Regions from separate parts of the Mus musculus genome. Here region 2 is linked to region 1. Evidence: chromatin loops called from intact Hi-C (ENCODE). Cell type or tissue: left cerebral cortex. All regions are shown on one strand. Each heading gives the region's core, and the rest is flanking DNA. Links, peaks and the distances in the headings are about the cores only.

The links. Hi-C counts contacts between places; a loop is a spot of excess contacts. Peaks named below come from ENCODE experiments on the same cell type or tissue, not always from the same donor. Only the 100,000 strongest peaks of a DNase experiment are listed, where the experiment ranks them.
Region 2: a loop joins it to region 1, with 2.8 times the contacts of the local background. A loop is called at or near these places in 18 of 42 quality-filtered maps.

Annotation. Positions count from the first base shown.
Region 1 is chr2:32,127,353-32,139,782 of GRCm38, forward strand. No RefSeq gene overlaps it. Among named protein-coding and RNA genes, the nearest start is that of Prrc2b, 18 kb to the right of the region's middle. RefSeq lists an enhancer at 378-1,234. In left cerebral cortex, for the core only: CTCF peaks have their summits at 3,321 (motif pointing left) and 6,866 (motif pointing left); DNase peaks (open chromatin) are centred at 3,303, 5,320 and 6,871; H3K4me3 peaks cover 540 bases; H3K27ac peaks cover 602 bases.
Region 2 is chr2:32,076,958-32,089,387 of GRCm38, forward strand. Fam78a (family with sequence similarity 78, member A) reads right to left here and starts at 6,748. Exons shown (of 2, transcript NM_175511.4): 1 at 5,627-6,748. The coding sequence starts at 5,949. Gm33126 (a long non-coding RNA gene) reads left to right here and starts at 8,312. Exons shown (of 3, transcript XR_374254.3): 1 at 8,312-9,505; 2 at 9,987-10,220; 3 at 10,386-12,430. In left cerebral cortex, for the core only: a CTCF peak has its summit at 6,809; DNase peaks (open chromatin) are centred at 2,549, 6,443, 6,778 and 7,797; H3K4me3 peaks cover 3,415 bases; H3K27ac peaks cover 1,375 bases.

The DNA of each region.
Region 1 (12,430 bases), core at 2,490-10,489:
GAAGGAAGGAAGGAAGGAAGGAAGGAAGGAAGGAAGAAAGAAAGAAAGAAAGAAAGAAAGAAAGAAAGAAAGAAAGAAAGAAAGAAAGAAGGAAGGAAGAAAGAGAGAAAATTAGAAAATTAAAATTGGTGTAGTGGCACATTTGTAATCCCAGCACTCAGGAGGCAGAGACAGGCAGATCTCTGTGAGTAAGAGGCCAGCCTGGTCTAGAGTGAGTTCCAGGACAGCCAGAACATATGTGAGACGCTGTCAAAGGGGGTGGGGGAGAGAGGAAAGGAAAGGAAAGGAAAGGAAAGGAAAGGAAAGGAAAGGAAAGGAAAGGAAAGGAAAGGAAAGGAAAGGAAAGGAAAGGAAAGGAAAGGAAAGGGTAAATGGAGTCTCAGCAGAAGCAGGAAGGTTCGGCCTCCTGAACCTGGTCTCAAACTTTCCACTCCCTAGCCCTGCAAGTCACCAGGGATAGATATGCTTGCCATAGATTAGAAAACACACATTTGGTCTTTGCCACAGGCTCTGTGTGAAGCAGCCTGCTCTCTGTTCCTTCTCAGTAGCAATGCTGAGAAGCCCTCCCACAAACCAGGTGCTCCCTTGACTTAGGGGAAACCCAGACCTCCTATGAAGGTGTTAGGGACCCTCCCCACGTCTGGAGAACCACCTCCTGGCTCCTGGGAACAGATTTTCAGCCTCCTGGCTTCCGCCCTAGCAGGGGTCCTTAGCTAGTCAGTCACATTCCAAACTAAAGGCTGACTCCCCGCAAGGCCGACCCCAACGTGTTTTCTCAAGCTGTCTGAAGAAATAGCTCTGCAGTGTGGCTTCCCGCTGAGATAACCCGGGTTTCCCCTGGTGCCCCCTTCCCACGTGGCCGGAAGACTCCAGGCTCTATCTTCCCCGGTGCAGGGGGAGAGAGCGTGGGTTGGAATGTGTCTCCTGATAACAGGGTTTATGAAGGGCTGGGATCGGGGTTGGGTGCCCGTCCCAGGCTCTCAGGGATGTGTGGTGCTGGTTGATAAGGGTTCTCTGCAGGGGCCTTGGCACTGAAGCCCTGCTATGGACCAGAGCTGAGAAAGGGTCCCAGACCTGGGTCGCTTGTGTTGGGAGCTTAGCATAGGCTGTGTCCATAGGTGTAGGAGGAGAGGGAGGAAGGAAAGGCCCCAGAGAGTCCCAGTGTGAGAGACCGAGGCTGTGAGAAGAGGAACGAGCCAGGTGTATGCAGCCTCTAACCCTTGATCAAATCCCATAGATAGCACAGGAAAGGACTGAGTTACACAACAGGTGATCTGCTGGTGCTTCAGGCCTAGTGTCGCAGCCACTTGGGCAACAGAGGCAGAATAAGCTCAAGTTTGAGACTATCCTGAGCTACATAGTGAACCTGGTGTGGTGGTGCATACCTTTAATCCCAGCACTTGGGGGAAGGGGAGAGGGGGGGGCAGGCAAATCTCCGTGAGTTCGAGGCCAGCCTGGCCTGGTGACACTGAGAAACCATGTCTCGAAAACCAAAATAAATAAATAAGTACATAGGGAGGGGTATAGCTTAGTTGAGAGAGGGCTTGCATGTACAAAGCCCTAGGTTCGATCCCCAGCACCTCATAAAACAGCACTCAGGAGCTGAAGACCAAAGGGTCAGCTATTCAATCATCCTTGGCTGTCCTTGACTGCATTGTGGATTTGAAGTTAGCCTAGGCTACAAAAATTAATAATTATTACATTATCATAATAATGGTAATGATGGTGATGGTGGTGGTGATGATTGAGATAATGAATAGATGGATATGTGAGTATCAGCTCCGGAATCAGTTTAGGCTTTGCTCAAAACCATCTCATCCCTTAGGAGCTTTGTCCTATAAGTGTCCCTGTCCCCATCCTGAGGAAACAGTAGGTATGGGGTTTATGTTCAAAATGGAGCCTCGTGCCCCCCAAAACTCTCAGCAAATAGTCTTCACAGCATGATGTTGGAATTCTGAAGGTGAGCCTTTCCTTACAAGGTCGTGTAGAAGCCCGCAACAGCCATCCATGCCAGAAAGGTGACACAGACCTGGGAGGCTCCTGAGTCTGGGACAGAAAATGTTACAAAGGCCAAAGAGTCAGAGCTGAGAGCCTCTCTCTGACAGATTCCATCCCTTGGTCCTTCCTCTCATCTTCTTTCTTCTCTGTTGTCCCATCAGCCGGTGCCCACCCAGAGTGGCTAGAGTCTCTGGAAGCTAAGCTACATGCCTTAACCACAGGGCCCCGGTAGAGACCAGGCGGCTCTGACTGGGGCCCTGTGTAGGCAGGTGATGAACTGAATCGTAGGAGCCCTGGCTTCCTGGACAGGAATGGACACACTGCAGGCCCTCCCCAAATCAATGTTTAGAATAATCCTTGTAGCTCAGCACCAGAGCACTTAAGAGCACTCTCTGAGGACAGCCTCAAGCAGGGTACTGGATGCCACTTCCCAGAGGGCGCAGCCTGAGGTGGACAGTGCAGGTGAGAGGGAGGAGGCGCTGGAGTCAGGAGTGTCCCTGCTATGTCTTGTGATGTTGCAACTCAAGGGCCCCCTGACTCAGCTCTGTATTAATAGCCCTGGCCAGTTCCCAGGAGACCAGCTCTGCCAGCGGCCAGTCAGAAGACTTCCAGACAGGGCCTCCCTGTATCCATAGCTCCGTCCCACAGCTCCTGACTGCTTCCTCACGCCTCCCCTCCCCCAACTCCCCGCTGCCCCGAGCCCACCTTCTCTAGAAGGAATCATAGGGGTAAGCCTCTCCAGCCTTAAGCAGTCCTTTATAGATCTCAGGACTTAAGAGAGCCAGCTGAAGGGGACCTGGGAGGGAAGATGAAAGGGGGGATGGAGGAGAGGACAACATCAGGGTAATAAAGCCAGAGCCAAGTTCAACCCCAGCCTCTGGTTTCTAATGTGGTGACCTGTAAGGGTTCACTTAATAAGAGTGGGCTTTTGTTTCTCGCTGTAAAGTGGGAATCTTTTTTTTTTTTTTTTTTTTTTTTTTTTTTTGGTTTTTCAAGACAGGGTTTTCTCTGTATAGCCCTGGCTGTCCTGGAACTCACTCTATAGACCAGGCTGGCCTCGAACTCAGAAATCCGTCTGCCTCTGCCTCCCGAGTGCTGGGATTAAAAGTGTGCGCCACCACTCCCAGCTGTAAAGTGGGAATCTTACTGAGACTTCTCACTTCTGGTTTTGCTGTGAGGACAAAATGAAGTAGTTGTCACAAGGGCAAGTCTTGGAACTCACATCTTGTCATCCCTGTTACTGTATCTTTGGATCTCCACACTCCTTGCTGTCAGCACATTCTGGATTGGGTTTCTGTCGTCCTGAGCCCTCTAGTGTTCACAGGCTGTTGTTGCGGCAGGCTCTGCGTTCGTGGATTCATGTCTGTTTCTTTTTTGGTTTCTTTGAGTTTTTATTTTTCCCTCCCTCCTCTCATTCTTTCTTTCTTTTTTTTTTCTGCCTTTTCTTGTGAGACAGGATCTTTTATAGCCCAGGCTGGCCTGCAATTCTCTATTTAGCTGAAAGTGACCTTCCTTCCTCCTCCTCCCAAGTGCTAGAATCATAGAATAAACAAATATGCCCCCTCCTTTCCAGAGGAGCACGAAAGACCAGACAGACTGGTTTGCCCATCCTTGGGATGAACTCTGGCTTACTGGGTGCTGGGGATGGAAGCCTGGACCTCCTGCATGCTAGGGCAGTTCGTTCTCTCTCTCTCTCTCTCTCTCTCTCTCTCTCTCTCTCTAGTCTTTAGCCCCTGTAAGGTATCCTTTCTGATCCAAGCCACTGTTACATATACACAGCACAGTAGACTGAAAATGGAGATGGGGTCCCCTCTCCCCTTCCCTTTGGAAGCTCAAAAGATCTGACAGAATGATTTGGGTACCTGTGAGCCGCCGAGCCCTGGGGTCTGGACTCTCAACGTTGGACAAACCACAAGGTCTCTGACCTCCTGAGTCTTTATCTGCAAAGAGGCCTGAGACCTTGTGGGGAGGTTTTGAAGAGAGGGACAGGAGGAGGCAGCCATGGAATCCATGACTGATAAGCAAGAGTAGAGGGCCCTCTCAGAGGCCGTAAAGCCCACGCAGGTCAAGGTTATCCGGGTTGGAGTAGAGCCAGAGACAGGAGGCAATGAGACACAGAAGGCTAAGTGTCACAATTAGAGGAGTCAGATGCAGAGCAGTGATCCCAGGCTGCGTGGCCGTAGGGACCAGTGTCAGCAACTCCCGTCCAAGCCTGGCCCATCCACTACTACCTTTGTGTCCTGAAGCTAACCTCAGTCTTTCCCATCTGCAACATTAGCCAGGGCTAACCCCCAGCCTGTCCACAATGCACAGACCTCCAGCTAGCCCCAGCTTGGGGATCCTGAAGAGAGCTCTTATACCCTCTAGCCCAGCCATGAGCATCCATCCTGACCCTAACCAGGGTGTGCAGTAGAGACATGATAAATGGAGCTCTGTCCCAGGGATGTGATGTTGGTCCTGGGTCTGAAAACTTAGCCCACTTACTGTCTGGCCCTCTTAGCTTACAGAGGTTTAGCAGTTGAACTGTGCACCCCCTAAAGTAGATGTGTTGGGGACCTAACCCTAGGCCCCCAGATGTGACCTTATTTTGTCTTTACAGCCATAAGAAGAAGCTAAAATAAGGTTACCCTAGCTTACTAAGATCACCTTATTTAAAAAAAAAAAAAAAGCCACAGCATAAACAAACGGCAGGAGTCCTCCTGTATGATAGTTCAACAGATAACTGCATTTGCACCAAGCTGACAAGTTGGTTCAATGCTCAGGCCCTACATGGTGGAAAGAGAGAACCAACTCCGAGAAAACATTCACACACAAATAAATACATTTTAGAGAAAAAACAAGAGGCAGATCTGAAGTTCAGTTCCAGTGGTTAAAACAAAACAAAACAAAACAAACAAACAAACAAACAAAAAACCCACTTCACACCATGTCCAGGGTTTGAGCCTCAGACCTAACAAACGGAACTGGTGAAGTTAGGGCCTGGGAGCACTGCTCAGTGGCCAAGTGCTTACTGTGCAGGTGTGAGGAGCTGAGGTCGGCCCCTTGGCACCTGTGTAAAAGCCGGGGGCAACAGTGTACATCTGCAATCCCGCTCTGGGGGGACAGAGACAGCAGAGTCCTGGGGGCATGCTGGCCACACAGTCAAACTAACATGGTGAAGTCCAGGTTCACTGAGAGACCTTGCCTCCAAAAAAAAAAAAAAAAAAAAAAAGTGGGAAAAAAATAGAGCCAATTGAAAGCACATACGAGGGGGCAGGCAGGGAGTTCTCCGAGCAGAGAGAAGAGCACAGATGGAAGGAGGCAGCGATGCTTTCATAAGGCAAGGAAAAGGAGCCAGAGGCTACCGAGAGGGAGAGGCCAGACGGGAGGGCGTGGCCAAATGGGAGGGAGGGGCCAGACGGAAGGGAGGGTCCAGATGTGAGGGAAGGTCAGGACGGAGGGAGGGGCTGGGGGAAGGGAGGACCCAGAGGGAAGGGAGGGGCCAGATGAGAGGGAAGGTCAGGACGGAGGGAGGGGCTAGGGGGAAGGGAAGACCCAGGCGGAAGGGAGGGGCCAGACGAGAGGGCGGAGCCAGACCTAGACAGCCTTTCCCTAGGTCTTCACACCTTACCTTTGGCCCACTGATCCCCTAAACTGTGAGGTAATACACTTCTGTGGGTTGTTACAGTGTCTCTAGCAAACTAAAGTACCTACAGTACCCAAGTCCCTAGCCCTAACCTTTGCAATGTAATAAAGCCTGGAACCATTAAAAATAAAACAATGGGCTGGAGAGATAGCTCAGCGGTTTAGAGCACTGACTGCTCTTCCAGAGGTCCTGAGTTCGATTCCCGGCAACCACATGGTGGCTCACAACCATCTGTAATGAGATCTGATGCCCTTTTCTGGTGTGACAGCTACAGTGTACTTAGATATAATAAATAAATAGCCGGGCGTGGTGGCACACACCTTTGATCCCAGCACTTGGGGGGCAGAGGCGGGTGAATTTCTGAGTTTGAGGCCAGCCTGGTCTACAGAGAGAGTTCTAGGACAGCCAGGGCTTCGCAGAGAAACCCTGTCTCGAAAATACATACATAAATAAATAAATAAATAAATAAATAAATAAAAAAGACAAAAGGCCTCCTGCATTCCTACCACTATCTCTTATTGAATTTAAGCTTATATAGCTTTTGCCTAGCTTTGTATGTAGTGTGTGTGTGTGCCCAATGAGCAATGCATGTGCAGTGTTGAGGCCGGAGGCTGACATCAGGTGTCTTCCAGAACAGCGCTCCATCTTGTTTTTTGAGGCAGGATCTCTTACTGAAGCAAAAATTGACCAGATGGGTAATGGTAGCCAGTGAAATCCAGAGGTTTCCTTGTTTCTGCCGCACCACCAGTGTGGAGGTTACAGACATACACTGCAGCACCTGGCTGCCAGGCAGGTATTTAGGGACCCAGATCCAGGCCTTCATGATTGTGTGGCAAGAGGCTTGCCAGCGGAGTCATCTCTCCCTCAGCAGAGTCTCATCATGTATCTGTGGCTAGCCTTGAACTTGCTATGTACATCAGGCTGGCTCTAGACTCACTGAGATCCCCCTACCCTTGCCTCCTGAGTACTGGAGCCCACCACACCCCGGGACCTTTTGTTGTAAGACATTCTTGCACTGTAGCCCAGGCTGACCTTAAACATACAGTCCTTCTGCCTGTTCCCCAATGTCTAGATCATGCTCAACTTAATCAATATTCCCTGAACTCCTCTCTGTACCCAGTCTCTGTATTCTGGTGGAGAAGTACCCTTTTTCCAGATCTTTAGAGCCCAGTGCTGGCCACAGAAGACCGTAACTGGAATAAATATAGAGCTTGTGGCACCCCCTGCTGGTCATCCTCAGCATAGCACTCCTCTCTCTAGAGAAGGTGAGTGTTTGCTGGAGATTTATTGAAGGCAGGTGAGGGCGCTGCAGGACATGCTATAACAGTCTAGATGTCTAGACTTGATGTCTGGAGGAGCCCCAGGAAGTTTCATAGAACCTGGATGGCAAGGAAGGCCCTGATCAGAAGAGAGGTGCAGGGAAGGGTAAGATGTAAAGGCTTTGTATGGAAGGCCATTGGAATCCCATCACAGGAGGGACAAGAATTAAAAGCAGAGGACCCTGGGTAAGTGCCAGCCTGCATTCAGCCAGGAATCTTGACCCAGGAAGGTGTTGAGGTCCTGGGGGGAGTGGCATTTCTTGCAGAGCCTTACATGGCAGCATTTCCAAGGAGTCAGTCAGGAAAGGCATGGGGTAGGGGAAGGATTCCTGCTGCTGCTGAGAGCTCCCCTAGGAAGAGGAGGGAAACAGGCTAGGGAGTGAGTAGGGGACATTCCATAGGTGGATACAGACCACAGCTCCTGCCTCGGAGAAAGTAAGAAGAGACAGTTTTACTCTTGGGCCAGGGAGATGACTCAGTGAAAAATGGGTTTGCTGGGAAAGTAGAGGAACCTGAAGGACCCCAGAATTCAGATCCCCAGAACCCAGGTAAAAAGCCGGGGGGAATCCCAGGAACAAACCAGCTGGCTAGACTAGCCAGAACTGTAGCGCTCCAGATTCAGTGAGAGACCCCACCTCAGTGCATAAAATGGAAGCTGTTGGAGGAAAGTCCCAATGTCAACTTCAGGGATCACACACACACACTACATACAAAGCTAGGTAAAAGCTATATAAGCTTAAATTCAATAAGAGATAGTGGTACGAACGCAGGAGGCCTTTTGTCTTGTTTATTTATTTATTTATTTATTTATTTTCGAGACAGGGTTTCTCTGCGAAGCCCTGGCTGTCCTAGAACTCTCTCTGTAGACCAGGCTGGCCTCAAACTCAGAAATCTGCCTGCCTCTGCCTCCCGAGTGCTGGGTTTAAAGGCGTGCGCCACCACGCCTGGCATAGCTAAGCAGTGGTGGTGAATGGTTTTCATCCCAGTGCTTGGGAGGCAGATTTGAGGCCAGCCTGGTCTACAGAGTAAGTCAGGGAGCCAGGACTATACAGAGAAACCCTCTTTCTTTCTTTCTTTCTTTCTTTCTATCTATCTATCTATCTATCTATCTATCTATCTATGTATATGGTTTGGTTTCTGGATTCTTTGGTTTTGTTAGTGAAATTTCCTTGTGTAGGCCAGGCTGGCCTCAAACTCTCAACCCCCTGTCTCTATCCCACTGCATCTGACTCTACTCTGTTGCAAATATATATATATATATATATATATTGTTTGGAGATGGGGTCTCATATAGACCATGATGGCTTCAAACTCTCCATGGAGCCATGCTGACTCAGACATGAGGCTGGCAAGAAGATTGCTATGGGTTCAATACCAGCCTGGGCTACAGAGTAAGACTCACAATCAAATGTTACTTTTGGTGGCAGCACATGCCAGTGTCATCTGCATCATCTGTGTGGAGCCCTGTCTGCTGACAGAGGACTTGTGGCAGCCTGGCTCTGTCAGCTTTTGATATTTGCTGATGAAGAACTAAATTTCAGATCCTCCACAGATTGCTGCTGTTTTATTTGTTACAGTTTTGTTGTTTTTCTGTTGTTTTGACAGGCTGGGCCAAGGTGGTGCACACCTTTAATCCCAGCACTCAGACTCAGGAGGCAGAGGCAGGTGGATCTCTGAGTTTAAGGCTAGCCTGGTCTACAACAGAGCGAGTTCCAGGATCACCAGGGCTATACAGAGAAACCCCTGTCTTGGAAAAAAAAAAATGCCTCAGTGGCTAAGAGCACTGGCTGCTCTTCCAAGGACCTGGGTTCAATTCCCAGCAACCACATGAAGTTCATAACTGTCTGTACCTCCAGTTTCAGGGGATCTGACACCCTCACATCAATGCACATAAAATAAAATTATTTTTATAAGAAATGATACCTTCATGTTTTAATTTTCTCAGGCCGTTTGTGACCCTGTCCTCTAAGCCTCCCCCACCCCTAACTCCTGACCCAGTCTGCTGCTGCTGCTTCTTCTTTTTCTTCTTCTTCTTCTTTTTTTTTTTTTGGTTTTTCAAGACAGGGTTTCTCTGTATAGCCCTGGCTGTCCTGGAATTCACTTTGTAGACCAGGCTGTCCTTGAACTCAGAAATCTGCCTGCCTCTGCCTCCCAAGTGCTGGTATTAAAGGTGTGCGCCACCATGCCCGGCTTGCTTGCTTGCTTGCTTTCTTTCTTTCTTCCTTTCTTTTTAAAACAATCTTTTTTTTTAAAGATTTATTTATTATTATATCTAAGTACACTGTAGCTGGCTTCAGATGCACCAGAAGAGGGCGTCAGATCTCATTACAGGTGGTTGTGAGCCACCATGTGGTTGCTGGGATTTGAACTCAGGACCTTTGCAAGAGCAGTCAGTGCTCTTACCCGTTGAGCCATCTTCCAGCCTTCAGTCTGCTTCTTAAGAGATCCAAATGCTGTCGAGTTTATCGTTAGTCCCTTAGCTCATGGTCCCTTCCTCATGTCCCAAGAGCACAACCATCAATCACCTCTGCAACTGTTGTCAGCCCCAAGGATTCCACTGTATTTGCTGGGATCCTTAGTCACACCCGCCCATTCCCCACGCAGGTCCAGTAACAACACACATGAGCTGGGGACTAATGAGGGTGGGTACATCTTTCTGGTCACAGCTGTTATAAACTTTTGTGTACAAGTATTCTCATTTCTCTGAGGACAGTTGGTCCACTTTGACAAATTTATAACTTTTTGTTTGTTTGTTTGTTTGGTTTTTGAGACAGGGTTTCTCTGTATCCCTGGCTGTCCTGGAACTCATTTTGTTGACCAGGCTGGCCTCGAACTCAGAAATCCTCCCTCTGCCTCCCAAATGCTGGGATTAAAGGCGTGTGCCACCACCGCCCAGCTAATTTATAACATTTCTGCATGAACTCCTGGAGGCCACAGGCGACCTTACATGCCTTCCTAATAGCTCTCCACTTTTATTATTATTTTGTGGTTTTGTTAGATATGTATTTGATGTGCATGAGTATTTTGTCTGCACGTATACATGTGCCTCATGTTCATACCTGGTGTTTTTTTTAAGTCAGAACCAGGACAAACAAGACTATAGAGAGGATTTTGCCTTGGAAAAACAAAAAACCAAACAAGATCAATAACAAAATGTGGTTGGGTACGATTCGCTTTCTACAGGCCTCAGAACTTCAGACCAACTTTGCAAAGCCTTTGGCTGGTTACACTTCCCCTGAAGTTCCTCTCCTGCCACCAGAGACCGGTTAATAAGGCCGCCCAGCAACTGGCCTTTGACTAGTGGTGGCTAAGGAAAGAGTTCGGTGGGAAAACGGCTAGCCATGAAGGCAGGAGGACGTGATTTCAATCTCCAGCACCATGCGTGGTGGAAAACCGCAGAGCTGGAAAGGCGGAGACAGGAGGATGACTTCAGCAGCTCGCTGCCCAGACAGAGCGTGACTTGAGTGAGAAACCCCGTCTCTGAAACACAAGACAGACAGCCCGGTGTTCTGTATCTGCAGGGGACTGACTGCTCCTAGCTGCTTACTAAGTTACCAAGCCTGGGTTCCAAACTCGAGGAAACCCGCTGCGGCCGGATCCCGGGCGACCCGGACCGCACAGCAGCCAATAACAACCGGGCGCTGCCAGCCCCACAATCTGCCGGACGTCGCAGTACGGATGACCTCACAGCGCGTCGCGGAATCTCAGCCAATCGGAGCAAATTTCTGGGAGAGAGGCAGAAACTTCACCCAATCGCTTACCCCCGACCATAGCTCGTCCAATCACAATGCGAGACAGTAAACCCCTGCCCCTCCCCCCCAAAAAAAAACAAGAGGGGGAAAGGAAAGGGATGCGGCTATAAGGCCCCACCCTCTACCCCGCGATAACACGGATCTGCGCATGCGCGGGAACGCTGAGGCGTTGCAGGCTGTGCTATTCCTGGGTTTGATGACCCGTCTGTAGTACACTGCATGAAATATATATATATATATATATATATATATATATATATATATATATATTTTTTTTTTTTTTTGTTTTGTTTTGTTTTCTGAGACAGAGTCTAGTAAAGCCTAGGCTGGCTTTGAACTCCTTGTGTGTACGAGGATCTTGAACTGATCTTTTTGCCTCCTCCCCTTGAGTTCTGAGATTACAAGCGAGCATCACCACACCCTCTAGAATGTGATTCTTTGAAAATTCATCCACTCTATGAGCGTTAGTTTAAATAGGACAAAAACGCTTAGGGCATTAATCCACTTAGCGAGCACTGCAACAGATGCCCGCTTGGTTCTTTGAGGAAGTCAGAACAATATGAAATTGTACTAATATGGATTTACATGGATTGACCCTCAGCTGAGATAAGGGTCCCTGGTCAGTCTGTATGCTGCATATTACTGAAGTGGTTTTTTTGGTTTTGTTTTTTTTAGATCAGATAATCAGAAATAAAAAGATCATGTTTCCCTCTTTTACCCCAGAGGGTCCTTTTGTACCCTCCCCCGGGGTAGCAGCACTTCACTCTGCAGACTTTCCTTTTATTGTCTGTAGAGAGGCAGGCGCCTGGCAAATGTGTGTGTAAGCCCTGGAGACAGATTGCCTGGGTTGAGGCCAGGCCCTGAACATACATTCTTAGCTATTTCAAGCAAGGCATGTAACCCTTTCATACAATATCTTCTTTAGAATGAAGGTATAAACAGAAGCTGTCTCTAGATTCTTGTGAAGATCAAGTGAGTTTGTATCAACATGTTCAGAATGATGCCTAACCCATAATAAGCAATGAACATGGACATCACAACACTATCTCCTCCTCCCCCAGTGCACACCACCAGACTGCTATCTCCAGTCTCCTAAGCAGTTAAGTGAGGACCAAGGGAGGGAAATCAGAAAATCTGACAGTGGTAATTTGGAGATAGGTACCCATGGGGAACACCAGCAAGCTGAGTCCGGAGGGGTGGGTAGGACACACCCATGCGAAGGGAGTTAACAGGAAATGGGAAGGATTCACACCATCAGAGGTCCAGAGGTGAGGAAAAGCCTTGTGGGTAAAAAGGAAACAGGGAAGAAATGAGGCTAAAGAAGTCAATAAGGGCCAGAAACATTGCAGCCGCCTGGCCCGAGACTTAGCCAAACTGTCTGGTATTTCATTAGTTAATTCTCCTTTGAAAATACTAGAACCTGTAACCTCTCCTGAGAGTTGAGGCTAGGGCCGAGCATCTGGGAAAAGCCATTGCTCACAGCTCTGCATGGAACTCCACGGGCCCCTGACCTATGGGGACCTGGCTCAGAGAACCCTACTCTCTCATTATTCTTGATGCACACCTGGGCCCCCCTGGTTTGTCATTCCCCCTGTGGCGATTGTCTGAGCTTGGTGTCCACTGGGGTGTGGAAGACCTGTATCCCAGTAGCATCCATCCTTTGTGACTGTGGACCAGTGATTTAAGTACTCCATCCTGCCTTTGGCTGCTATATCCAGGCAGCTGGACCTGAGACC
Region 2 (12,430 bases), core at 2,411-10,410, 50 kb before region 1:
GTGGCTGTCCTGTCAACCGTGGTCCTACACTCACCTAGACAGCTTGGGAAGTTAGGGGTTAGCCCACCTGCTCGCCAGCTGAACAGCCAAGCAGTCTGGTAAAATTCCTCTGGAATGTTATGGCATACGCTCTGGGAAAGCTGCTCAGTGCTATAGGAAGGGACGCCCAGAAGGTCCCAGAGATGCCCCAGGCCTGGGCCCTTCATAGCTCATCTCCAGCTCCTGCCTTCATGGCACTCAGCACCTGCCCACAGCCCAGACGAGGAGTATATGCCATCTCTTCCCACAGACCAACCTCTGGAGCCTTCCTCCAGCCCACGTCTCCTCAGACTCCAGCCCCAGCCCTGGCCTGACCTAAGGAGGAAGGACTCAGACCAGTGAGTGCTTACTTTTGGCTTCAAGGCCCTATACTACCGTTGGATCTGCCCAGCCCACCGCCCTCTCAGAGGTTACAGAATCAACTAGTCTTCCTTTAAAGTTTTTATTAGTTTCTAATAATAAAAGATGTTCTTTAAAAAAAACAACAAGACATTAAAAAATTAATAAAGTAGGTGGTTGTTTGGTGCATGCCTTTAATCCCAGCACTCTGGAGGCAGAGGCAGGTGGATTTCTGAGTCCGAGGCCAGCCTGGTCTACAAAGTGAGTTGTTTTGGGGTTTTTTTGGTTTTTCGAGACAGGGTTTCTCTGTGTAGCCCTGGCTGTCCTGGCACTCACTCTGTAGACCAGGCTGGCCTCGGACTCAGAAATCCACCTGCCTCTGCCTCCTGAGTGCTGGGATTAAAGGCGCGCGCTACCACAGCCCAGGGAGAAAACCCTGTCTTGAAAAAAAAAACCAAACAAACAAACAAACAAACAAAAAAAACTAAAGTAAAAGCCAAGGTATCTATCTCCTCTGCCCTCCTTCCGGTGGAGGTCGCTCCTGACATTATACTTCAGTAAACATCCTTCCAGATGCTTCTCCGTGTACACACAGGATGTGTTCTCATGCTTAGCATTTTCTTCACCATAAACCTTCCCTATCAGACTCTCGCATGTCTTATTAGCTCTTCTGGTGCTGGGGATGGAAACCAAGGCCGCTCCCGTGCAAGGCAAGACCTCTGCCACTGAGCAGGACGCTAGGCTCGGCTTCCAATGTGACACTATAGCTCCCATAAAAACCTGTTTGATTTTAACAGCAGGACTCTGCACAGTGGGCAGATCTTAATTCTCTTTCCCAATTGCAAGTTGCCTGGGCTCTCTACAACTCCCTGCTCCTACCACAGTCAGTCCCCAGAGACGCTCTCACTACGTGGCGCCCTGCAGTGGCCCCTTTCTTCACCTGTGTGTGCTTTACTTGCTATTTAGTTACCTGTGGTGTCTCTAGAAGCCAGGCCCAGACTAGGGTACAGCATTCTGGAAGTCAGACCCTAAAATCACATGCCCTGGACAGAGGAGTACAGAGACAGCCAGACAACCAGGATCACTGATAATGGAAACAATGGGCCTCATTTGCACCAGGCCTGATCTGCAGCAGAGACTCCTAGACTTTCCTAAACATTTCCCTGATAGCCCTGGCTGCCGGGTGTCTGTCTGTTCATCCCCAGGCCACTTGTTCCCCTCTCTCCGAAGGTAGCTTCATGCTGGAGCCACCACTTGGTCACAGCTAGCCCAAGGGGAGTTCTCCCAGGCTGGGCCACCCCCACCACTTCCCTCCCACCCTGAAGCTAGGAAGCAAGGACTTCCCTCTCCCCCTCACCCCACCCTGCCTCCGCCATTGCCCTGCAGATGGGGGAAGCCGCCTTCCGCCCCAAGACAGGAAGTATAGTCTTCAATTGTTCTGTGAGGCCTCAGGCCCTGGCTCCAGTTCCGGGAAGAGGCCAGCAGGGACATTCCTCCGTGGCCATCCCCCAAATCTCAGGTGCTGAGCAAACGTTACTGGGCAAGTGGCTTTGGGATTTATAGTCTGCATTCCGATTCCTTAAGTTAGAGCCTCTGAGGTCCTGGGATGCACCCCAGAGATAGCAGGGAGCAGGGAGAAAGATAACCAGAGTTCCAGTGTTCTCACACAAAGTCTATCCAAGCCATGACAGCACATGTGTGGGTCAGGAAAACCCACATGGCCTCAGGGGTCAAGGCCGTCCTGCTATGGAAAGGTACCCAGAGAGAACACAGAGAGTAACAATATCTGGTCACACAGCATAGAACAATAACCCAACATTGATACCCAGATTTGTAATCGTGGTACCTGGGGAGATGGAGCAGGGGGTGTTCCAGGGTGCTGGCTTGGTGCCACGTACTCTACCTCATTCATCCCACGGAGCCAAGCAAGCAGGGAGGTGGGCATGCCCTTGCCACAGATGGGAACTACGAGGTCTGAACTGCTCTGCTCCCGTTCCCTCCACAGCATCTGAGCTGCACTGCTCCTGTCCTTGGCCTTGGCCTTGGCCTTGGCCTTGGCTTTGGGCCAGGTTTTGGGAGAGCTCCAAAGAAGGGCAAACCAGGGACAACATTCACGGCGTCTCCCACACAGGCAAGGAACTGTAACTTGTCACTTAGAAGGCTCTATCCCAGCTGACAGGTGGCAGTTGAGGAATTGCGGGGGACAGCTGAGGAGGCAGGTGTCTCCAACAGTTTGGAGGGAGGTTGACATGGAAAGTACTGTGGGTTGGACCCAACGCCATATAGAACGCTCTCATGCGGGCCCACGAGAGACGCCATCTTCCAGCACACCCCGGCAGTTGGGCTGTGACTGAGGCGGTGGCTTTTGGAATTCAGTGTTCCATTACAAATAATTTCAAGTCCAGAACGGTGCCCAACAAAGCCCTCCTCGCTTTGGGATTAACTTCAAGCAAGGATAATGCGGGGGTGGGAGGGATATGATGGATTTCGGCTAAGTAGTCAGAATTAATATTTTTAGTATAAGCCCATTTGTAAAGAATACAAATCCTAATCCAGCCTAGGCCACCTGGCTGTCCCCTTCCTCAGGTCACTGATGCCTGGGGCCTAGAGTTCATTTCAGAGACCCAAACAATCTGGGTTGAGTCTAGCAGTAATTTCACATCCCTCCTCGGGGACATTTGTGGTTGTTACAAGATGGAGGAGGTAAAGCCAAGCGTGCTCTGTAGCTCCCCACCTCCAGCCATCAATAAGAAGCATCCCCAGGGCACAGGCAGGGGGAGGGACAGGGGCCCACTCATTTGGACTTAAGAAGTTCATACAGGAAAGTGCAGTTTTTGTTTTGAGAGCCAGGGTCTGGTGATGAAACCCTGGCTGGCCTACTCACTGTGTAGACCAGGCTGTCCTTCAAGTTAGAGAGATCCGCCTAGCCTCTGCCTGCAGAGTGCTGGGATTAAAGGTCTGTGCCATCGTGTCCAGCCTGGAAGTTTCTTTTAACAACCCCATCTAAATGTTTCTGTCTGTGGCCAGAAGGGAGCTATGAAGGGCGGAGTCCAGGCTTCCTGCAAAAGCCCAGAGTCTCCATGGGAAGGGAGGGGTACAGACACCTACAGTGGATCACTACTCAGCAAGTCCAAGTTTCAGGCTGCCTTCCTCCAAAGGACTGGCCACCTGCCCCTGTTCCTGCAATGCAGCTGGTCCTGCCTGACCTGGGACAACAGAGCCAGGGTACCCTAAAAGGAGGACCAGAATCAAGCATAGACAGAGAGCAAAGAAAATGACCTTGGCCACTTAGCTGTCCCTACAAGGATGCTATTTTTACAGTTTTCAGAGTGTAGGGCCTGGGCTGGGGAGAAAACCCATTTCAAGGAGTAGCCGGCTGTCTTTTATAATTCAGTGGTTTCTGGAAAGACCGTCAGCTTCATAAATACCATCACTTACTTCCGGCTGACAGTCTTGAAACTGAAATCACATCAAGGTTGACAGCCACCTGCTTGCAGGACTCCCATGAACTTGGCCTAGTGCTGGCTGTGAGGGCAAAGGGTGCCTGAGTAATTCCCTCACTAAGCTATACAGAGGGAACTCTGATTAGGCCCACTCAGCTTCACTCAGAGTGGCTAGGACACTTCCTAGGGTCACACCCTGGAGAGAGTCTAAGGTACACAAGATTCATCTAACTAGGAACCCAGGTGGGTAAGAGTGGAGTGAAGTCACTCCAGGCTCTTGATACCCTGGGAGCTGCTCAAAGCCATCAGGGAAGCCATCAGGTTCACCTAGTGTTTCTCAACCATCTGGATGCTTTGCAAATTTGGGAAGAGGTGTGAGGAGAATCTGGCTTGTGAAAGACCTCCCTGAATTCCTGAGTCTTGCCACCATCTCGGGACAGCTGCGTATCCAGGCTTAAAAAGAGGAAGAGCAGGGCTGGCGAGATGGCTCAGTGGTTAAGAGCACCGATTGCTCTTCCGAAGGTTCCGAGTTCAAATCCCAGCAACCACGTGGTGGCTCACAGCCTTCCGTAACGAAATCTGATGCCCTCTTCTGGAGTGTCTGAGGACAGCTACAGTGTACTTACATATAATAAATAAATCTTAAAAAAAAAAAGAGGAAGAGCTCAGAGGCAGGGGTGGGGCTGCAGGGAGCCCAATGACCCTGTGTGCCCCAGTGGTTTTAGGCCATTGGGGTGACAACCTAGTTTTAAGCCTTATCCCATCTTCCTGTTTCCTGCAGAGCTTAAGAGTCGCTAAACGGAGAAGGCACATTTGCTGACGTGACTAGCTACCCTTAGCCCTGTGGACTTCTCCAAACATAAGCGCCAACTCTCCAGAGACCTCTCTCTTAAAGCTGAGAAGCGAGGCCACGTAGAGTGGACACCAAAGACTTCGAGAGACAGTGTCGGTGAGCCACCACAGGGGTCAAGCCAGGGACTGTGTGTGTGTGTGTGGTGTCCCCACACCCCCACCAACCACTGGGTCTCAGCAGCTGCTTTCACCACAGTCCCCACGAGCTTGCCTTCCACAGGGAGGAATGGCCTTCTTTGGGGCCAGAGAGCATGCAGAACAAGACCCAAGGGCTCCAGGGTCCCATGTAGATCTATCTCATTCTAAGAGACCAAACCACAGAGATGAAACCAATGTGTCCCTCTAGCCGCTCCTAGTCAGGGCCCCACCGGAGGGACACTGGATGCTGACCCTTGACCTCCAGTGGGAGCAAAGCTGCACACTGCAGAGCAAACTGGGTTTCTGAAGTCCCTTTCAAACACACACTGCCACGGCCCACCACCACTGACAATGGTAAAGCTGGCCTCCGAAGCTCTTCTGTGCATCTGAGCCTCCACACACAACTCAGACAAGTTCAGACCCCACGGCAAAGTCCTGTGCAAAGAAGTCTGGAAGCTGTTTTGAGGCTTCCAACCACTCCCATCAGCTAATGGGTTCATGGAGGCCTGAGCCTGGGGGGCAGAGTGATGACTTCTCTGGTGACCCCAGATGGCCCTGACACTTGCTTTACCAAAGGGGCACAGGTTCTTGTTCTCTCAGCATCTTGCCAGGGAGGACAGAACAACCCTGGGCACCAGGGATAATGGCAGGGCAGGTCTAGCTGAGCTAGGACCCTAATCAACATAAAGGCTCCCCAGAGTTGCCTGACCCAAGAAGGCTTGGAGACAGTTCCACCCCTGCCTAAAGACCCCTGCAGCCCTGCTCCAGCCTCCCCGAGCCTTCAAGGCCCCCAGCCTGTCCCCAGGAGTACTCACATGCCCTGCTCCCCGTACTGGTTGTAAAACTCCATATGGCTGCACGCCTGAATCCAACCAACGATCCAGGTCTCCTTCTTGGGAATGGGCGGCATGACCACTTGGGCTGAGGCCCGGAAGTGGGGTGTCCGATAGCGCAATACCACGCTGGAGGACTCGTCGATGCTGGTGGGGATGGGGTCGATGGAGGCTTTCACATCAATCACGGTAATCCCTTCCCGGAAGACTCTGGCTTTGCCTCCGATGCTCTGAATACAGCCCATGGCACACAGGACCGCTCTAATCTCCAGGGAAGGCCAGCAGTCCCAAAAATAACAGGGCATTGAAAGGATGGAGGTTGCAGGACCCAGTGCAGAGCGCTCAATCTAATCTCAAAACTCAAAATCGAGATCCATAGGCTAGAGAACTTAAGGAGTAGAGGAGGTTTGCATAGCACTGCCGGGTCCTGTTATAAATATGGGTTCTGTTGCATCTCAAGAGCCCTGGGCTCCCTCTTCTAGCAGTGGGCAAAAGCCACCGATATTCTTTGGGTTTAAAAAAAGAAAAGTTTGGAGTTTAATGGAGAAGCATGTTTTTCTGACATCCAGCGCTGCGTCCTCACACTTGGGGATGGCAGCTCGGACACTCTCCCTGAAGTCTTCGCAGGAAGCAGACGGGCTCTGCCAGGCACATAAATAAGGAAGGCTCGGTCCCCGCGCGGTCGCGCCACCCTCGCTGCAGAACGCCGACTTCCTGCCCTTCTGCCTTCCGCACCGGCTCCCTGGAACACACGCGCCCGCCCGGCGGGGCCCAATCAATTGCAGCGTGAGCTCCGATTCAAGCGGCAGAGGTCCGACGTCCTGTGAGGCCCGTATCCACCCGCCCTTCCGAGAGGTGCGCTCCGGGTTAGGTGCTCGCCAGGTCCCCTCCGGCGCCCACTCGCGCGTTCCTCTGCCACTGTCGCTGTAGCCGCTGACTGCCGCGCAGGGCTCCGGGACTGCACTCGGATATCCGCCGCCGCCTGCTTCGCCTCGGCCGCCGAGGACCTGCAGAGAGGTGGAAGGCACAGGGCGGCAAAGTTGAGCCGAACTTTACTGCGGGGGACTCGAGGGCGCGGCGATGCCTGTGCGCCGGGCACGGGCTGTGGAGCTGACGGCGCAGCTCTGGGCGGTCTCCCCGGAGGTGGCGCCCCCCTCCGCCCGCCCCGTCAGTGGCGGCCGCACGACTGCGCGCACCAGCGAATAATCGCCTCCCGTGACATCTCCGCTGACACCGGTTTAGCTCGAGGGAGGGGTGAGGGGTCGTTCAGACTGCCACCGCAGTGGGTCACTAGGACCTCCCGGCTCGGGTACTGCGCATCAGTACCACGCCACCAGCGTGAAACGCCCCTTCTCGCTCCAGTGTCTCGATCCCCGGGGCCTCAGTGCCAAGCCCAGGCCGGTCTTTTAAGGCATTCTGCCCTTTGCCGGCAGAGGTGGCTGGACACCAAGAAGGCGTGTTGCCCCCCCCCCCCGCCCCACCGCGTGCCTCGGTTTCCCCTAACCAAGCTTGAGCCTTAGCTGAGCCCAGCGCGTCCCGAGCGCGCGCCTCCGCCGAGGAACTTTGGCAGTCAGGTTCCCACCCAGGGGGCGTCACGAACTCACCTGCCCCTAGGGCCGCTCCAGGTGCCTGGGTCACCGCCCTCCGGTCTTCCCTAACCTCTCTGCCCGCACGTTTTCGGGGCGCCCCCTCCCCTGGGCAGTGTCCCCTGGCTCTTATCTACTAGGGTCCGGGGATGGCGTGGGCGCCTCGGATCCCCAAGCCCCTCCTGGCTCCGGGCTGCTGTGGGGATGGCCGGGGGCGGAGGGCTGAGGCTCGGGGCTCTCTCGCCCCCACCCCGAGCGCCTCCTTATTTTATGATCATTATGAGCGTGCTGTCACCGCTCTGCCCCGCCGCCGCGCCGCAGCCGCCTGGCGCGCCCCGCGCCGCCTCGCTCTGCTGCAGCATCGGAAAGGCAACCAGGTCAAACTTTGCAGAAACTCGGTCCCTGCGCCTGTCTGGCCCCTGTGTTCGTCCGCAGCCGCGCGACAACGCGCACCGGCGCACGCAGGACCTGCGCTCGCCCGTGCGCCCCGTGGGATGCAGGTCCGCAGGCGGTAGCGTGCAGGCGGGTAGGCACCGCCTCCTCCTCCAGCCCGCCCGGCTCTCCTCCCTAGCTCTGGCACTCAGCACACTCTCCCCCCCCTCTCTCTCTCTCTCTCTCTCTCTCTCTCTTCTTTCCCACCTCTCTGCAGCTGCTGGGGGAGTTGAGCCTCTTCTTGCATAAACGACATTTCCTTTTTTTCTAACCCTAGGAATTCTGGGTAGTGTAGTTCTGTCTTTCTCGGGTCCTGGGGTTGGGGGTGTTCCTATTGCCCTTTGACTTCTGGATGCCAGCAGCTTTCCAGTTCAGGAGACTTGGGGCACTGCCCTGGGGATCCTAGCTGCCGGAGTTGGTGGTTGGGTGGAAAGCATGGAAGTTTTGGGAAGCTCCAAGACTTGGGAAGGTTTGGAGGGTGGGAAAAGTTGGTGTCTCCCAACCCCCAAACCCCAACCCTGTATTGATCATGTTTGTATCTTCAGCATGGTGAGAGGGTTGTCAGCTAGTTGGTCCCAAGTATGTAAGAAATTTACATTCATCAGACATTGAGTCAGAAAGTTCTTATGTATGTCTCACAGAGGAAAAAAATACCCAGAGAGGAAGACTGAAAAGGCCTGCCCACCACCCCAATCTAGCAGGTATCCCTGCTGAGACCATCTGGGGGTCAAAAGGAGTAGAGAGCCAGAATCTAAGTAGCCTCAGGCCCTTAGCTCCACCCCTACCAAGCCATTAGCTTCTAGATAAAGGATAGTTTGTGACATCAGAAAACCTGCCAGTCACACTAAGGGTGTGCCCCACCACGGCCCCTTAACTCTGACTTTCAGGGCTGTTTGCAGTAGGCACAGGTGGATACCTGCAGTTAGTCCCAAAGCTGGAGTCCACTGACCGCCTGGGAGGGCCAAAGATGGAGGGGGCATCTCTGAAACTTTGGGAGGGTCTGTGAGGAAGCCACACAGGAAATGGCCAGTCAAGGTGGCTGCTGTCTTTCCCAGCCACATTCTCAGCCTGACCATTGTTAATGTCCCATGGTCCTAGCTAGCTAGTGGGGCAATGTCCGTTTCCCATCCAACTTTCAAGTAACTAGTACACCCAGGCCTGCCTGGTGTGAGACTGCAGCAGCATATAGTCCCTAAGGGCCTCATGTACGGTCTGCAGTCTTTCCTGGCCTCCCCAGGTTCCACACTACATACTATTCTTCTGGGAACCCTTCCGACCTGCAACACCTCGTGCCATTAGCTAATCACTGCTACTCCGTGTATACAGAAGGAAGCCATTGCATCTAGGGATGACCATCTAATTTTCCATCACCCCAAATGCCTGGAACCTGTTAGAGCCCAGTGGCCACGGTACTTCTATGAAAACTCAGATGTTCTCTCAAAAACAAGACAAGATCCGGGCTGCTCCAGGTGCCTATGTGTAGTCCTGTATTTCTTAGGGAAAAGATGCCACAGGCAGGCTACACTTGCCCAGCTACACAGGGAAGCTCCCTAGAGGCGGTTTCTTGGGGAGCAGTTCTCCTGAAGCTCGTGAAAGTGATAGTCCTTTCAGGGGTCACAGCTTGCAATGGTGACAGAGCACTATAGAACCAATTCACTGTGTGAAACACCAACAGCATCTTTATCGTTCGTTTTGACCCCGGGGAAGTGGACAATAGAAAACCAGAGACCATGAGAATGAACTCTGGGTCCTGGCCCCATTCACACTGCCCTCCAAACCCACAATCCTGCCTGCTAAGACTGGTTCTTCTGACGTAGGACTGGCTACCAGAGCGGGTCCACAGGTAAGAATTTGTGCGGCAGAATGTAACCTCCCTTCGCTGGCTCCCCCATCACATTGTCCCCTGTGAAGGGCTTCACCTTGACCTGCAGAGGGTTGGCCTAGAGTTAGGAGTTGCCAGGCTACACGTGAAGTAGCTCCTACAGGGACAGCCAGAACCGAGGGTCTGAATGGACTAGGCTCATGCGTAAAATAACCCGGCCCAGCTCCTGATCTGCCTGCTTGTACATTCTTGGGCCTCGTTGGCCTTCCCCCAACACACACACCCCACAGCCCTTGTGCTTGTATGGCATTCTTGGTAGGTTGGTGAGTGTGGGATACAAACCTGTATCAGCCTCAGCATATGTGGTGGGTCAGGATGCTCCACTTACTCTCATAGTGTAAGATGCCACTGTCTGTGGAGCAGAGAAGAGGGACATCTGTTAGAGAAATGTTCTACACCAATGGACTCACACTGCCCCCATCCCCTCTCATTTGCTTTGCAGGTCAGGATGGCACAGCCCTGGTACATTGGACTATAGAGATCATGAATACCCAAAGCCATACAAGTCAGAGACGTAAATAGCATGCAGCCCTGAACAAGGACCCATGACTTGGCCCCAGAACAGCATCTCCCTACTGAACAAACTATGAGGCTGCGCTTCTGCACACATTATTTTCATAGCCCTGGCAATAGTCCCTAAGCTAGGCCTTGTCATCTCACTACATAGATTACACAGGTGCCTAGTGGTGGGGGTTTGGGGGTGGAAGGGTGATAGCTGAACCCAGGGTGACTGGATGGAGTGGGCCCTCTCTCCAGCAGTCCCTGGAGGCATAGGGACCTCGTATTTAGTGGCTACTAAAGTAGTCACAAGGCACACTATTGTAAACAAACTTGCATTTAGGATCACAGAAGAATTGCCAAGAGCCCACGACCTCCAAAGGCAAGGTCTTCATGTCTCCAGAAAGGCATTTTGAGAGAGAGAAAGTCCTCAGACTATGGAAAGAAATAAGAACTGGGATTCTGTTGCCCTGGGAAGCAGAGTTCTTGCCCTAACTGTTTAGAACCAGACAGAAAGCCAATGAGGAGGCTTGGAATGGTCTTCAAAGGACAGGTGGGTGGAGCCAAAACCCCTGGTCAGTCTGCTGGAGGGGTTTGCAGCAAAAGGCACAGGTCTAGACAAGGCTGGGTGGGTCTAAAGATAGACCGGCAAGACCTGCCTGGGACCACAGAGAAGTCGTTCAGAGAAGGCTCTGCTACTAGTCCTCAAATCCCCTGGCCCCAGCTCAGTGATAGTGTGTCTCTCCACTGAGGGACAGTGGCCAGGCATAGGGGACAGCAGAGAAGCAGGGACAAGTGCATAAAACCCAGACTGCTCTGGCTGTGAACCTAAGAGTGTACACTCTCTTGGCCAAATGCTCCAAACCACGTTCTCCCAAGGCAGCATTGGCTTGGGACCTCCCCACCCGCCTCTCCATCATCTTTTGCCACTGATCACTGAACATCTTGGCTGGACACTTGATCTTCCTCAGATAGTCAGCAGTACATAATCCCCATGGGGCAGAAGGATGAGGGACAACTCCAGGAACAATGAACGAAGGCATGAATTAGCATAAATAATGAATAGGTATGAATTGATGCTCACGGTGGTTACAAGAATCAATCTCATCAATCAGGAAGTGGACAGGTCAGTTGTCTTGCTGCGCAGTTCAATACTGAGCTGCGAGTGGCGTGGAAGAGCGTACACCAAGGCTTGGGAGAGTGAGCTGGGGATGGGGGGGGGGCAGTGCCCACACATCTGTGCTTGTGTGTTTTGATGTGTGATGATGTGAGTGAGCTCCTGGTGGAATTGTGTGAGTGACAGTGTCTGACAATGTGAGAACAGTGTGTCTGCATTTGTTCTGGCTGTGTGGCCCTGTGTGTTTGTCTGTGGACTAGTGTGTGCATGCACCCATGTGAGCTGCTGTGGGTGTAGGCGAGTACAGCTGTGGGTGTGATTGTGATGGAGGAGAGTGTGTATGGGAGAGTGTGCTTGTGTTTGCCTGGGGTGTGTCCTGTGTAACTGTGGGGATGGCTGGTGGGCTGAGGCTGAGCGGAGGTTACTGCTGGCATGGTGCCCGGTGTGCCCGCATTCGTGTGCCCAACGCGCTGAGTCCGTAAGGCTAGAGCTTTCTGGCAGTTGATGCCTCTCAGTGTGCACGGTCTCCCCGGGCCCTGGGATCGGGCCTCCAGCGCCCGGCTGACGCCACCCTACGTGTGCGGATCGGCGGCTAAGGGACCCACTCTGGCCCCAGCCCAGGGTGAGCGGTGCCCATGGTGCGGAGCCTCTGGGGAAAGACAGAGGGGGGCGACAGCAGGCTGGGCGCGGCCTCGGATCCGGTGCGGCACTGAGAGTTCTCCAAGGTGCTAAAATAAACCGAGCGAAGGATCAGGTTTCCCGACCAAAATAACCCAGCAGCAGCCTTAGAAATGTGAACCGGGAAAGTGATCCCTGGCGCGCGCCAGCGCTGGAGGCGGTGATGAAAGCTGCTTCCAGTGGTACTGGGGGGGCGGGAGGGGGTGCTACTGGCCAGGGAGTGGTCGCCCCTCCAGCCTCTGGCCCACCTCCCTTTCTCTTCTCCGGTCATTACTTCCGAGAGGAGCCTCCTGATAGTTTTTGTACTGTGATGGCCAGGTGTGCAATTTCTTAGAGCCAGCTGAAGTGTTCCGTTCAGTATTCCTGGATGCCTAGTGTGTGCCAGAGCCTGTCTAGCACGTGTGAACAGGTAACAATAGCAGCACCCAGGGACTGCCACTTTGCTAGGAGAACATCAAGGAGTAAGTAGTACACAGGGTGTTAGGAATTGACACCGATTTTAGTAAACAAAACCTGAAGACTGCCAGGAGACAGGAGAGGTTTGAATCCTAGGGCACCCTACTGGCTGGCTTACTTAAGGGCCTGGGTGGTGA